Regions from separate parts of the Mus musculus genome. Here region 1 is linked to region 2. Evidence: chromatin contacts called from ENCODE Hi-C data. All regions are on one chromosome and are shown on one strand. Each heading gives the region's core, a stretch centred on a gene start or an enhancer-like site at or near the end of the contact. The rest is flanking DNA. Distances are from core to core; before and after follow the strand shown. Region 1 holds the start of Klri2 (killer cell lectin-like receptor family I member 2). Region 2 holds the start of Klrd1 (killer cell lectin-like receptor, subfamily D, member 1).

Region 1 (6,245 bases), core at 2,736-5,235, 150 kb before region 2:
ATAAAGATCAGGCTGGCCTTGAACTCACAGAGTTTCCCTTGCCTCTGCTGCCAGACTGCTGAGATTAAAAATGTAGAAACAACTCAGTGTAGTATTACTAGAACATAAGGGTGTGACACTGATAGAGTGACCATGCTCAGTGAAGAGCCCCTTCTCCATGAACTGGAATCTGTAGATTATAAAAATAAAAACAAATAAAGAAGAAGCAGAGTTTGTAGGGTGAGGCAAAAGGGTGGTTCTTGGAGGAATTTGTGGGAGGAGTTGTGAAATAAAAATGACTAAAATACATTATATGAATGTATACTATTCTCAAACTATACTACTCTACAAACATTAGGATAAATGTAAAAGTTCTGGTAAACCAAAACTGGGAAACTTCTTATAACTATACTTGCTTAGCAAAAGACATTCAGGTTAAAATGAAATGATTCCGCATAACACAAAAACATATGAGGTCAAATGTCAAGACAAAAGTTAATAGGAAAAAGTACAGCATAATTTGTTTGTGTAAATGTAATGTGTAATTTGCCTTTATCCTTATATGAAATTAAGAAGAAAGAAAATTAAGAATAGAGGAATTAGGAGAAAATGCAGTTACTGGTCTAGGTGCAGTCTTGTTGGAGAAAGTGTGTCACTGGGTTGAGATGGGTTTGGGGTTTGAGGTTTCAAAATCCCACACCAATCACAGGAGCTCTCTCTCTCTCTCTCTCTCTCTCTCTCTCTCTCTCTCTCTCTCTCTCTCTCTCTCTCTCTCTCTCTCTCTCTCCTTACTGCCTATGGGTCAGAATGTAGCTTTCATCTACTTCTCCGGCTGCCATCCTTTCTTCTGTAATGATAATGGACTGAGCCTCTGAAACTGTAAGCAAGCACTCAGAATGCTTTCCTTAATAAGAGTTGCCTTGAGAGTGGTGTTTCTTCACTACACTTGAACAGTGCCTAAGACAACAACTAAGGATGGAATTTTAAAGGAAGGTTAGTGGGGAAACTATTTGTGAAATCTGCCAGACAGGTGTGGTGGTTTCAGATGAGATGAGACAGACATTTTTCAGAGAAAAAGTGCACAGTATACTGAGAGGAGAGGATCAAGGCTTGACATACAAACATGCTTGGAGTGGCTAAGAGTATGTTCATCTGATACCCTACAGGCTCTTATTTTCTTCTGATATGACTCATCCATTAAGAATGAAAGATAATGTGGAATAAACAGAGATTTGACAATAATGGAGAACAGGCAATAAAATAAAATTCAGATCTGTGAGAGTCCAATGAACAGAAATTATATAACAGCATATTTGTCAGAGTCAAAACAAATTTTTCAGTTTGATGACCTTGAATTCTTCTCATAGGAAATTGTTTCTATTCTACAATCTCTTAGCTTCTCGGACAAGATATAAATTTATAAAGAATTACAATTTTACTAAGCGAGAAAAGACAAAATAGGTAAAGAGCAGTGTAGAGTGTTGGAAGAGGTTTTCAAATAGACTCCTAAATCATCCTTTCTCTATAGGGGGAGAGTCATCCTAGATGCACAGGTCAAATGGAGTCACAGAATTATCCAGCTGTATAGAAAGGAGATAGTGGGTGAAGACTGACAAGTGTCCCCAGTATTGGGAATACCCCAAATGAGGCAGGACTAGAGATCAGAATCATGTTTAGGTCTATATAACCTACAATGCCGCTTCAATATTTTTGGCTGTGAGTTTAACCTTTAAAGGCTGAATCATCTTCCCTGACCATGCCTGAATATTTTTAAAGTGGAAAATAGCATAATTTCTTAGTCTGACACATCTTGGTCATAACTAAGATCTCATATCCAGTGTGACTCTTCCAGTGGGTGCTTGCAGTTGCTTTTATTCAGTTGTTTCATCTATGTTTCAGATAGCTGTCATTTTTGGATGTTACATCACACCCCATTCATGTCATCTGAAGGGATATCTTAAGGGGAAATAGTTTTTATGAAGTCATGGAATGTGATCATTCTATAAGCAATAGAGTGATGAGTCCCATCGTCTTGCAGTTGGTTTACCTCTTTTGCCCTCGACATTTCTGTTTTTGGTGGCAGGGGAAGAAGAGTTATTGAGCTTATGCTTCTACATCACAGAAATCATGACAGGAACTCAAACTGGTCAGTGATCTGGAGCCAGGGGATGACTCAAAGGCCATGGAGGGGTGCTGCTTACTGACTTGTTCCTCATGTCTTGCTCATCCTGCTTTCTTAGAGAATTCAGGACCACCAGCCCAGGGGTAATAATGGGCTGTGCCCTCCCCCATAAATCAGTAATTAAGAAAATGACCAAGGCAGCCAACACAATCAGGGAAAAACCCACTCCCATAGTTGGAAGACCTGCTTGAAGACCATGCTGGCTGCATATCTGCTCTGTATGTAATATGTGCTGGGGTTAGGTCAAGCTCTTGCATGCTCTTTGATTACTGGTTTAGTTTCTGGGAGCCTGCAAGACTGCAGACTAGTTGTTCCTCTATCCCATCTGGGTTCCTCAATCATTCTGCCAAATCTTCCACAAAAGATCCAAACTCCATCTAATGTTTGTCTATAGGGAAGAAGCAGGTCAAGACATAATGTGAACATAGCTAAACCAATCTCCAACAGTATAACTCAATTTTCAATGTCTTGAGCTCATTCTCAATCTGATGAATTCCTCTAAGAGATTTGACTCACTTTACTAGTCTGCTGTCTGCAGCACACACAGCTTGGCCTCTAAGCTCAGGCAGAATCTACTCCAAAAATGCTGCTGTTCTTATTGGTCATCCCATTGTACTAATATCTCTAAATGAATGAGGTCTTCTGTTGTCACTGAGGATATAACCTCAGACAACAGTCTTCTCGGGCTTCTCACAGTGCCAAGCCTCAGATGCTCTATATGACTTCTTCACTCTTTCAAAATTAGTGCCATCTAGGTGGCTCTTACACTACCAAGTTCAGCTGATACCCAGAAGTACACATCATCGATGTGCTCTCAGAAAACACTTCCAAGATTTTACCTCAGTACTGATGGTCTCTTCCTAAACACAATGAATTTCTAAGCTCCAGTCTTTACTTTACACTTTCAACAACTGTCAGTCTTCCCAATTATCAGACAATATATAAGTAGACTGCTATTTTATGAGTGTTTACAGTGGTTCAATCAGTAGGGTGCACATATTATTTAGCTTTCTGAACTTTCTGACAAATCTTTCCTAGAAAGATGGACACAATACAGTTAGTATCTTATCTAGTTGCATATGCCAAAGATACCCATTTTGTTTTCCTGCATGCTCTCCAACATGTGCAATTACAGATGATTTTCCAGATAAGAATGTCATATCATGGACCTTTTCATTTGCATTTCTTCTTCTTTTCGATTAATGATAGAAAGCTTTTGTAATTTTTGTATGTAATTTTATTATTAACGAAATGTATTTAAAAGCTTTTCCTCTTCTACATATACCTAAAGCTTAAACAATTTATCTATTCTTTTCAGTCTTTTATCATGTCTTTTTTTATATACACATTTTTGTTTATTTAAAGGTTGTGGGTGAAAACTATATGAAATTAGTAATGCAACTCTGTGTGAGATAGAATTTTAACAGCTTCTTTTTATTTTTATCACTATGAATTATTTTGTCATCTATTTTTAAAGTAGTGGATATTTTAATTCCTCCCCCTATAAAATTATATAACTATAATTTATAAATATTTGATCAGCAATATTTTTATAATCACACCACTCCTTGAAGTAAACTAATGTGTGTGTGTGTGTGTGAGAGAGAGAGAGAGAGAGAGAGAGAGAGATTCACAGAATAACATATTATACCTGTAGCAAGCTTTTCATTGTCAGTGTGTATTTACTTTTATCATCACAGATGCACTTGTCATTGTTCCCTCTGCATAGACTGTATCAGAACTAGGGCATCTCTCACTGGTGCAGTAGGAAGTGAGAACTGTACTCTTTATGTTTTTTTTTTTTTTTGCATGGAAGATGTTGCAGAGCAGTAGAGGCAAGTTACCAAGACTGAGAGGAAGCTAGTCCAGTCTTTTCAGGACTAAAAAAAATGCACAAGAAAAAGCATATTAAACATGGAACAAACAAGCAGGAGATTATTAACATAGGAACAAAATCTCCCACATTTCAAGAAAAGCAGAGACCCTCGAAGACAGACCAGAGATCTACTGTGTGGAGAGAAGAACAGAAAAAACAGGAACTGAAAGTTCACAGAATATTCCACCCCCAGCCCAGGACAGGATTCGATGTGGGCAAAGGAATAGGTATGATAATATATTTTGTATGTATTTTGTCAAGGCTAGATCTCAATTCTTGCATGTGGGTTGTTATCTCCTCAAAACCATTAGATTGTGACACTATCCTAAATGTCTGCATTTTTAGCATCTTAACTATTTCAAAATACTACCATGAAACAGATTAGTGCTTAAAGAGTCTCTGTTTATTACCCCTAAAATATCAATGACTCAGGTCTCAAGAGATTGTATTACTTGATGGAATGGTACACATAACTGTATAGAAGTTGTATTCTTTCTATTTATCCCCATGTTATTTTAAAAGTAATTATTGATTTTAAAAAAATACTATTTAGCCTAATTCAGCCCCACACAAACACATGGCATATTATAGAAAAATTGTAAAAACATTTTGGAAGTAAAACTTATAAGATTTCATACTTAGTGAGTTAATGGTATTCAAATTTAGGGGTTGAATGATGTTAGAATATAGGGTAACAAGATTCTTAGTTTAAATGATTGTTTATTTTAGTAAATTTACCATGAGACAACGGTTTCTTCCTATTGGCTTATGCAGTGAAAGTCAGAAGATGAACAGATGCATCTCAGTAACTAAGAGGGAAAAAACCATAAAGACATTGTATTTAAGCTGCTGATCTCCAACATGGAGATAGGGATGGGCAGGAAGGACTGATGTTAGAAGGCAGCACTGCAGATAGAAACTACTGAGAGAAAATGTTTATCAGAGAGAAGCAACTTGCAAGATTTCATCACCAAAGAAAGGATCACAACAAGGAGACATGAATTTACAATGGGGAAGAATTAGAAATAAAGCATATTAAAGTAGGAAGAGTGATAACCAACCCTGAACTTCAATGTGTAGAAAGAAAAACAACAAGGAGTTGACATGAAGGACTTTGGAGCATAAAGTAGGCTGGTAAGGCCACCAAGAAACTTCAGGATTGACCTCTGAAAAATTAGACAGTATTATGAAGACTCGGGAGAATGAGAAGAAATTGTCTTCAAGCCTTAAAAGTGAGAAACTCTCTCCTGTCTTCTTTCTGTTGTGTCTAGATCCCTGGCTGACAACATGGCAAATGATAACTGTCATCTTAGCAACGTTATGCATTATTTTGGTCACAAAAGTGGGCTTCTTGATTCCAAGCTGTAAGTAACTATAAAAAGAATTTGTTCTTCTTATAATCAGCCTACTATTGCTATAGCAACTCACTATGAAGACTAAATATTATATTGCACTAGCAAATGTATGCTAAATACTATTTATTACTGATGCAATTTTGTTGCAGTATTTTCTAAAGGAGAAAAACAAAGCAGAAAGTTCTCCCTTCTTGATCCTCTATGTGACAGGAATGATGGTAAGTATGTGTTTTTTACAATTAATTTCCAGCACTTTTTTTGGGGAGGAGGGTAGACTCTTCCTTAGATCCACAGACTTCAATGAGAACGATGAACAAATGTAGTGTTCTATATTCATTTTTCCCCCTCAGGGAAAGAAAAAAATAACAGTAGAATGTGAAAAAAATCTAAATTATTATAAATAAAAGTGAATACTGTTTTATTTCATTGTTAGGTATAAGTATAGTGAATACAAATATGAACTATTGACATTGTCCCCTTATCTAGATAGCTTGAAAACAATATCAAATGTATTGTAATTAACTAGCAACAAATATAAATCATAGTCCCAAGTGTTAGGACTTCATACTATGAGTACGGAAAAAATATGAAAAGACGGGCATGTCAGAATATGGCCAGGATGCTACGCAAGAAGAGTTTGCCCACAGCCAAGCAACTCTTCTCTTAGACATTAAATAAGGAAAATAAAAAACAAATGTCCTTGGAGACAAGTGGGTCAGTAAAGGGCTTGCATTTCAAGCATGAATATCTTAGCTTCCCAGAACCCATGTCAAGAAGCCATGCAAGATCGCTTTTGTAATCCTAACCCTATTATGGTTAAAACAAAACTCTGGAGTTCACTTCTTGGTGAGTT
Region 2 (7,012 bases), core at 2,662-5,161:
GCTTTCTAGTGTATATTTCAAGGTACATCATGAGGGCCATGAACTCAGACAGAACCATCACTGTCGACCTGGTAGTAAAGACTTACGTGAGAGTGGCCAGTTTTGTCAGGTAGCATGTTAGTAAGTGTGAAAGAATGTAAAAAACAATGAAGTACTTGCCAATTCATTTCTGGATTGGGGCTGAAGAAGGCTGGAATTCTGCGAAGCACAGAAATCTCTGCTTCTTTTCCAAGACTTTTCTTCTTTGGAAATAAAGTAACAATTGCACTGATGCCCAACCCACTTGTCCAGGCAAACACAGCATTCAGAAACTAAAAGGCAAAGCACATCCTAACAGATTCCAACTTCTTTGGCACTCCTTGGCATTCAAAGATTATTTTGTTTGCTATTAATTTCTTTTCCTACAAACATTCCTTCAGAATGTGTAGTACACATCACATCTTGGTATTATTCATCTAAACGCTTTGCCTCGTGGAGAGGATATTCTAAAGATAGATTCAGAATGACATCATTCTCAATCCTTTGCTATGATTCGTGATAACTAGATGAGACGATAAAATAAATCTAGCCGATAGCAGAGAACAGGACGGGACCAGAGCTAGAAGAACAACTTTGAGGATGTACCCACAGCTGAGCATGTCGGTGAATGTCCAATAACTAGAGGAAACAAACTCACAGGGGAGACATCCCACAAATTCCCTAAGTCAGAGAAGGCTACAGTGCTTTAAAAGATTTTTTATTTTCTTTTTTAAAGCATGAACATATATAAGCCAACTAGCTTTAAATCTGATTGACAGTTTAGGGGTGACAGTGTATCTTTAGCACCTCTCTTCCTCAATAATAAATATCATGATACATTAAGGCACTCAAATCTTTATCACATAAATGGCACTAAAATTGAGATAAAATAAAAAATTAACTGTATGATCAGAAAGCTATAAACTTGAGGAGCATTAGAAAAAAAAATATTAAAATAGAGTTTGGGCCTATCCTTTATGAGTAAGGTCTATTCTTATAGAGATGTCTATACTGCATTCTGAAAAACAGAAGCCGGGCTGGTGAGATGGCTCAGTGGGTAAGAGCACCCGACTGCTCTTCCGAAGGTCCGAAGTTCAAATCCCAGCAACCACATGGTGGCTCACAACCATCCATAACGAGATCTGACGCCCTCTTCTGGAGTGTCTGAGGACAGCTACAGTGTATTTACATACAATAAATAAATAAATCTTTAAAAAAAAAAGAAAAACAGAAGCCAAAGAAAGAGAAGAATATGAAAGCGTAGTTTGTTAGAAAATGCAAAATAATATTTGTCTGTAATGTGTATTGTCATTTAACGAGTCGTGAACACTCGTTAGGAAACATGTATGTTCTGCTTCAGAATAGAGCGTTCTCTTTTTATGAGAATGATGACAATTTTATGGGAGACTTTGGACCTGAGATTTTCCTCCAAGATCTATATGTAAGAAAATTTGCATGCAAGTTGTGATAAGGCAGCAGTACCACCGACTTTTAAATGTGGGGTACAGTGGTTCTTTCTAGGGTGCTAGGGGAGGCTCTTACTTGGAGAGTGGCAGCTCTCCTCTTCATTTTCTCCTTCCTCCCCTTTGCTTTCTAGCTACTACATGAGTGGCTGATCACCCACACATGCTTCCACCGTGGCACAATGTCTCAACTGAGCTGCAAAAAAAAAAGGCAGGCAGGCCCAGAAGAACACAGTCCAAAACTTCTAAAACTCTGAGGAAAAAATGAACCTCTGCATGTAGTGTTTATATAAAGTATGTCTTACGCTGCTTACATTCAATGTAATTTTAATACAGAACAAAAAAAGGGCGGGGGGACCATTTTACTCAATGAAACCATGCTGTAGAATGAGCTTCTCTGTTTTATCCTCTCTGAGTCATGAAGATTTAGAAAGAAAAATGGAACCTACCTTCCTGGAATTCTACAGTGGTGGTTGGAGAAGGTGTTGATTGAATGTTCTGTATAGTAAATGCTATAAGAAATTATTATAGACTTGCTTAGTTTGACATGTATTTATGAAATAAAATATTACACATTAGAAAAATTAAATGTTTATTATTAAATTATTTAATCACAATGTTGATTTTTTTCCTATATACTTGCTTAGGAACACTTACAATTTATCAGCAAAACTCCCAAAGTAACCATCAAGAAAAGACATTTTATTCCAAAGATGACAGACATCAGTCTCCACCGAGTGATCCTAGAAACTATAAAAAAATACCAAACACATACATTAATGACTAACAGATGAAAGTGCAGACATAGAAGATGACGTTCTTTTTTTTCCTTTTTTTTATTAGATATTTTATTCATTTACATTTCAAATGCTATCCCCTTTCCTAGTTTCCTCTCCAAAAATCCCTATACCCTTCCCCTCCCCCTGCTCCCCAACCCACCCACTCCCACTTCCTGGCCCTGGCATTACCCTATACTGGGGCATATCATCTTTGCAAGACCAAAGACCTCTCATCCCATTTATGGCCAACTAGGCTATCCTTTGCTACATATGCAGGTAGAGACACGAGCTCTGGGGTTACTGGTTAGTTCATATTGTTGTTCCTCCTATAGGGTTGCAGACCCCTTCCCATCCTTGGGTACTTTCTCTAGCTCCTTCATTGTGGATGACGTTCTTAAGAACAGAAACCATTAAGAATGAACCTGAAAACTTCTTCCTTTAGTGGTGCAGACACCTCTCTCTAGTGGAACACTGGAGAACGAAGATGTTCCTTCAGAAGACCACCCATTAGCAATCTTTTGAAGTGGTATACCTTGTTCTTTGATGAGGTTATTCATACATATTTTCTGCCTCATTAGAGTCATTTACCTCTGACTCTTTAAATCAGCAGTGAAACTTATCTCTATGGTTAGAATAGATCCACAAGCAGTCATGACGCTTGGTGGGCTTGCTTAATAATCATTTTTTTCTCTCAAGAATGTCATGAATAAAAAGTTTTGTGTTAAAGAGATGATTTTTTAAAGGGGGAGGGGCAGTAATCACAATGCTATTTTCTTAAGATATAAAGTTAGTAAGGGCCCACTCAAAACCAAACAGAATATTGTCAAGACCTAGAGTCTGTTATTTATTATATACCATCCTTGTCAGGAGAATACCATGATGGAATGGGGTCCCTTTGAACACAGACCATTTTTTGATTAGTGGTTTGTTAATGTCTGCAGGAAAATAAAAAGGAACCTTCTAGACCTGGTATGGCAGGAGGTTCCATAACAAGCATAAATTGAGGATCTGGGTTCAATTAACAGCACCTTGAATTATGACACAAAGCCAGCCTTTGAATTTCTGTTCTTAAACATTATGTTAGGTCATATTCAAAATCACTTGCCTATTGGCTAAGATATTTCGATATGAGAAGAATCTGTATTAGTAACGCAATACTGTCAAAAATAGTTCTACTGCTAACAACAGCACACAGTGTCAGTGAGCCTGAGTGATTTTGCAAGGCCACAACACAGCAAGAAAAGTTATAAAGTTTTAAGTGTCCTTTATATTTGGCCATCTTTGTCCCCATGTTAGAAATATGGTGTGTGTTGATCAATTTAATTTCTGTTTTATTCTGAATTTAACATGATGCCTAATAGACACCACTTGCTAACTCAGTTAGGAAAAGTTTACAAAAGTATGCACTTCATAAAATCATGTTCAAGTTTCAAAACACAGAATCGAGAAAACAATGAACACAGAAAGCATCAAAGCACAGAAAGTCTAAAAATATCTACTGCAGATTATATGCTTTCTGTTTTATTTTTTTAAACCCTCCTTGAAGTTAGTTAATACAAGAGGCATCCTTCCTGGTTATTATTTTATCACTACTATTACATCTGCTGACAGGGGCACACATACCTGCCATGAGAAGTGATGTTCCAAGGATGGTGCAGAGATGTGTTTGTGCTTTTTAAAGAACGGTGTGGACCACAGGGCTGAGCAGGAAGCTACGGAGGAGACAGTAAGCATTAAAAGAGGAAGAAACACTGTGTGTTGTGGCGGTGCTATTGAATCATCTGTTGGTGGGACACAGATGCACAGTGGGAATGAGCAGAAGAAAGACTGCAAGCTTTGAACAAGACCCAGGAACCACTGCACACAGGAAATTTGCTCTTTTAGTTTTGGTACAAAACACCACAGCAAAATAAGGTTGGAGGAAGATTGTTTTCAATGTGCACACATCAAAGTCGTCCCTAAAAGCAGTTTAGAAAATAATGGAGAGGTGTATAAACCATGGTAAACTCACTTGGTATCATAAAATCCCACACAGAATTACTACCTTCAAAATAAAGAAATACTTATTTATTTTGTGTTAAACAAATTTTAAATCACATATTATCTGATCGCTTAATAAAGAAAATACCAAATTTGATAGTGGGGAAACTGAGGCACAGAAGTGCTGATTTGACTAAGGTTACTTAAGCTTGATGCCCAGTCTTTTACCAAAGCATACATGGAATTTATCTCAAACCAAGCACATCCTTGGACTTGCACATTCTGGGTTGATATTTCCCATCTTTAGTACAAACTGTTGGGATATCCAATACTTGTTCTGTGTTTCTGCTCCCTGATCACTGACCCCAACCATAGTCAGCAAGACCCAGAAAGAATTCAGTATTATTGTGTTTTCTCACTTTTCTTTCTTCCCTGATCTCTCTCCCTCTCCCCACCTTCTCTCTTCCCATCTCTCTCTCCCCAACACACACTTTTAATCTTCCCATTAATTCTTTCTAAACTACTAGCTATCCTTGATTTTGCTCTCATTTTGTACACAGGTAAATGAATTGTTTACACTCCTTGCCATCCCTCCTACTCATCTCCACTCAACACACATCTCATGTTCCCCAATCATCTCTCTTGAATATCTGATAAACTCTGGACAAATACTGTATACACCCCTATATATATGACCTTTACTTTTTTTTTTCTCTTAAAACTTCTGGAAACCTTGATGTTCCAACACATGGGAGTACACAGTGCTGACAAATTATCACCAGGCTGGCCTTTAAGGAAATAAATCAGGATTTGATACAGTTCAGTAACATTGGAATTGAGATCACAGAACATAGGGTGTTGAGCATCTCATAACTCACATAATACTCAGTGGGATATTGAGCTTCACTGAATCTGTTTCAGATAATAATAAATTCTTCCAATGTTCATCTCTTCCCTCTGCTTCCCCTGCTCTTAAGTCTACTGCTCTTTGAACAAAGAGAATTTGTTCAAAGCAAGTGGTGACTTTAATAATTACATCTTTGAAAGATTGAGGAAAGATCCGAGAAAGGGAATTTAATGCCCACTGAAGATGTGAGCAATGGAGAGTTCTCTATACCTAGACATGTGCACCTAGACTGTACAACAGCTTGGTAAAAGCATCCCAATGGAGATACTTATTTTTTTTTCAGTGCTTGTAAAGACTGTGCCCTCCCATTGTGCACCAGGCTACAAAGCACACTCCATTAAGGAGGCTTCCTGAAAAGGAAGATTCTGGCCTGCCATAAAGTCACTTGTAATCATGGTGATGAAAAACCCTCATAAACTCTAGTAGGTTTTGCTTGTTAAATCCCTTACATATTACATATTTTCGTTAGGCTATGTTAGTTTTCAAATTCGATGGAGTATCATTTCTTGCCAGGAATTATGGCACATACTTGTTATCCCAGTATGTGAAAAGCACAGGTGAGAGTTCAAAGCCAGTCTCAACTAATATATATTTGTGTGTGTGTGTGTGTGTGTGTGTGTGTGTGTGTATTGAAATAGGGAAGACTAAGAAAGTTGTATAAATGTGTTTTATTGATGACTAAGGCCATTTAATTCTCACAGAAATATAGGTATCTTTCAAAATATGTTACTATCTTCTTTTGTTAATCATAAATTTATTGTCATACCCCCCTTTTTTTTTATAAAAATTTCCCTTCTCCTTGTCCACAAACCAAAAAACAAAACATTTTCAGAGTTCACTCTCCAGTTGTCTGTCTAGTCACTTCCCTCTTCTTTCTGTATTTTAGCATCATCTATTGACTTCTAACACTATAGTTTAGTTTTCCTGATTTTAAAAGATACACACCTGGAACAAAACCTATGTGAGCTTACTCCTGCCTACATGCAAGTTATCCATAAACTCCTTCCTCTGCTTTATGCCTGAGTGGGCCAAGTAGACACTTCCTGTGGTCAGTGGATCAGAAACTCTGGGTGGCTTGAATGTCATGGATGTGAGTACTACTTTCAGCCCTGGAGTTTCTGAATCACTCAGAACAGAACAGTAACAATCATCTCAAGGCGATGCTGATTTGTGCATATATGTACAAAACCACACATAGTGTATACCTTTTTGTAATCGTGACCACATAATGTATTTGTTTATAGTGTAGGAAATAATAATTACCAAATAGTTTATTAATCAAAAGTATGTTTTTATTATGGAAAGTTGGGATAAACATAAAATTTTACCAATGTTGGCCAATTTTTGTGTGAATGATTTGGTTCAATAGAGGAGAATTTAAAACATTTTATGCCAATTTAGTGTTTGGCTTGTATGTCTCACTTCAATACACATGTGCATGAATATAAATATAAATATATATATATATATATATATATATATATATATATATATATATATATATATTTGTACACTAATGTATGTATCTCTTAATGAAGTATTTTGGCATTCCACTATTTTACTGATAGAAAAAGAATTACCCATAATGGTATCTGTATGTAAAAAGAATCATACAAATATACCCAGCAACAAGGATTTTGTCCTATCTCTGAACATTTTTCCGAAGTTTAAGATTCTGATATGATTTTAATTAAGCCTCGAGTCATTCATCCCTGCCATAGGCCATTTCAAAGAATTTACTAAGACTTCTTTCATGACCTTTCGCTGTACTTCTTTAAAGCCCTTTAGTAATGAACACCCAGTACCTGCCATTAAGGCAAGAAAGTATATGCAGAATAGAAGTGCTTGCCATTCTAATTCAGTAC

Evidence for each region. Hi-C counts contacts between places; a loop is a spot of excess contacts on that map.
Region 1: a loop to region 2 is called in a map of v-Abl transformed pro-B cells, with 2.4 times the contacts of the local background. The contact joins the promoter of Klri2 here to the promoter of Klrd1 in region 2. A Hi-C loop is called at or near these places in 3 of 37 maps with a recorded cell type or tissue (T-helper 17 cell and v-Abl transformed pro-B cells).

The regions. Positions count from the first base shown.
Region 1 is chr6:129,738,224-129,744,468 of GRCm38, reverse strand. It overlaps Klri2 (killer cell lectin-like receptor family I member 2), which reads left to right and starts at 3,985. Exons shown (of 6, transcript NM_177155.4): 1 at 3,985-4,264; 2 at 5,309-5,401; 3 at 5,542-5,610. The coding sequence starts at 4,051.
Region 2 is chr6:129,588,709-129,595,720 of GRCm38, reverse strand. Klrd1 (killer cell lectin-like receptor, subfamily D, member 1) reads right to left here and starts at 3,911. Exons shown (of 6, transcript NM_010654.4): 1 at 3,884-3,911; 2 at 2,139-2,231; 3 at 1,931-1,993; 4 at 160-311. The coding sequence starts at 3,890.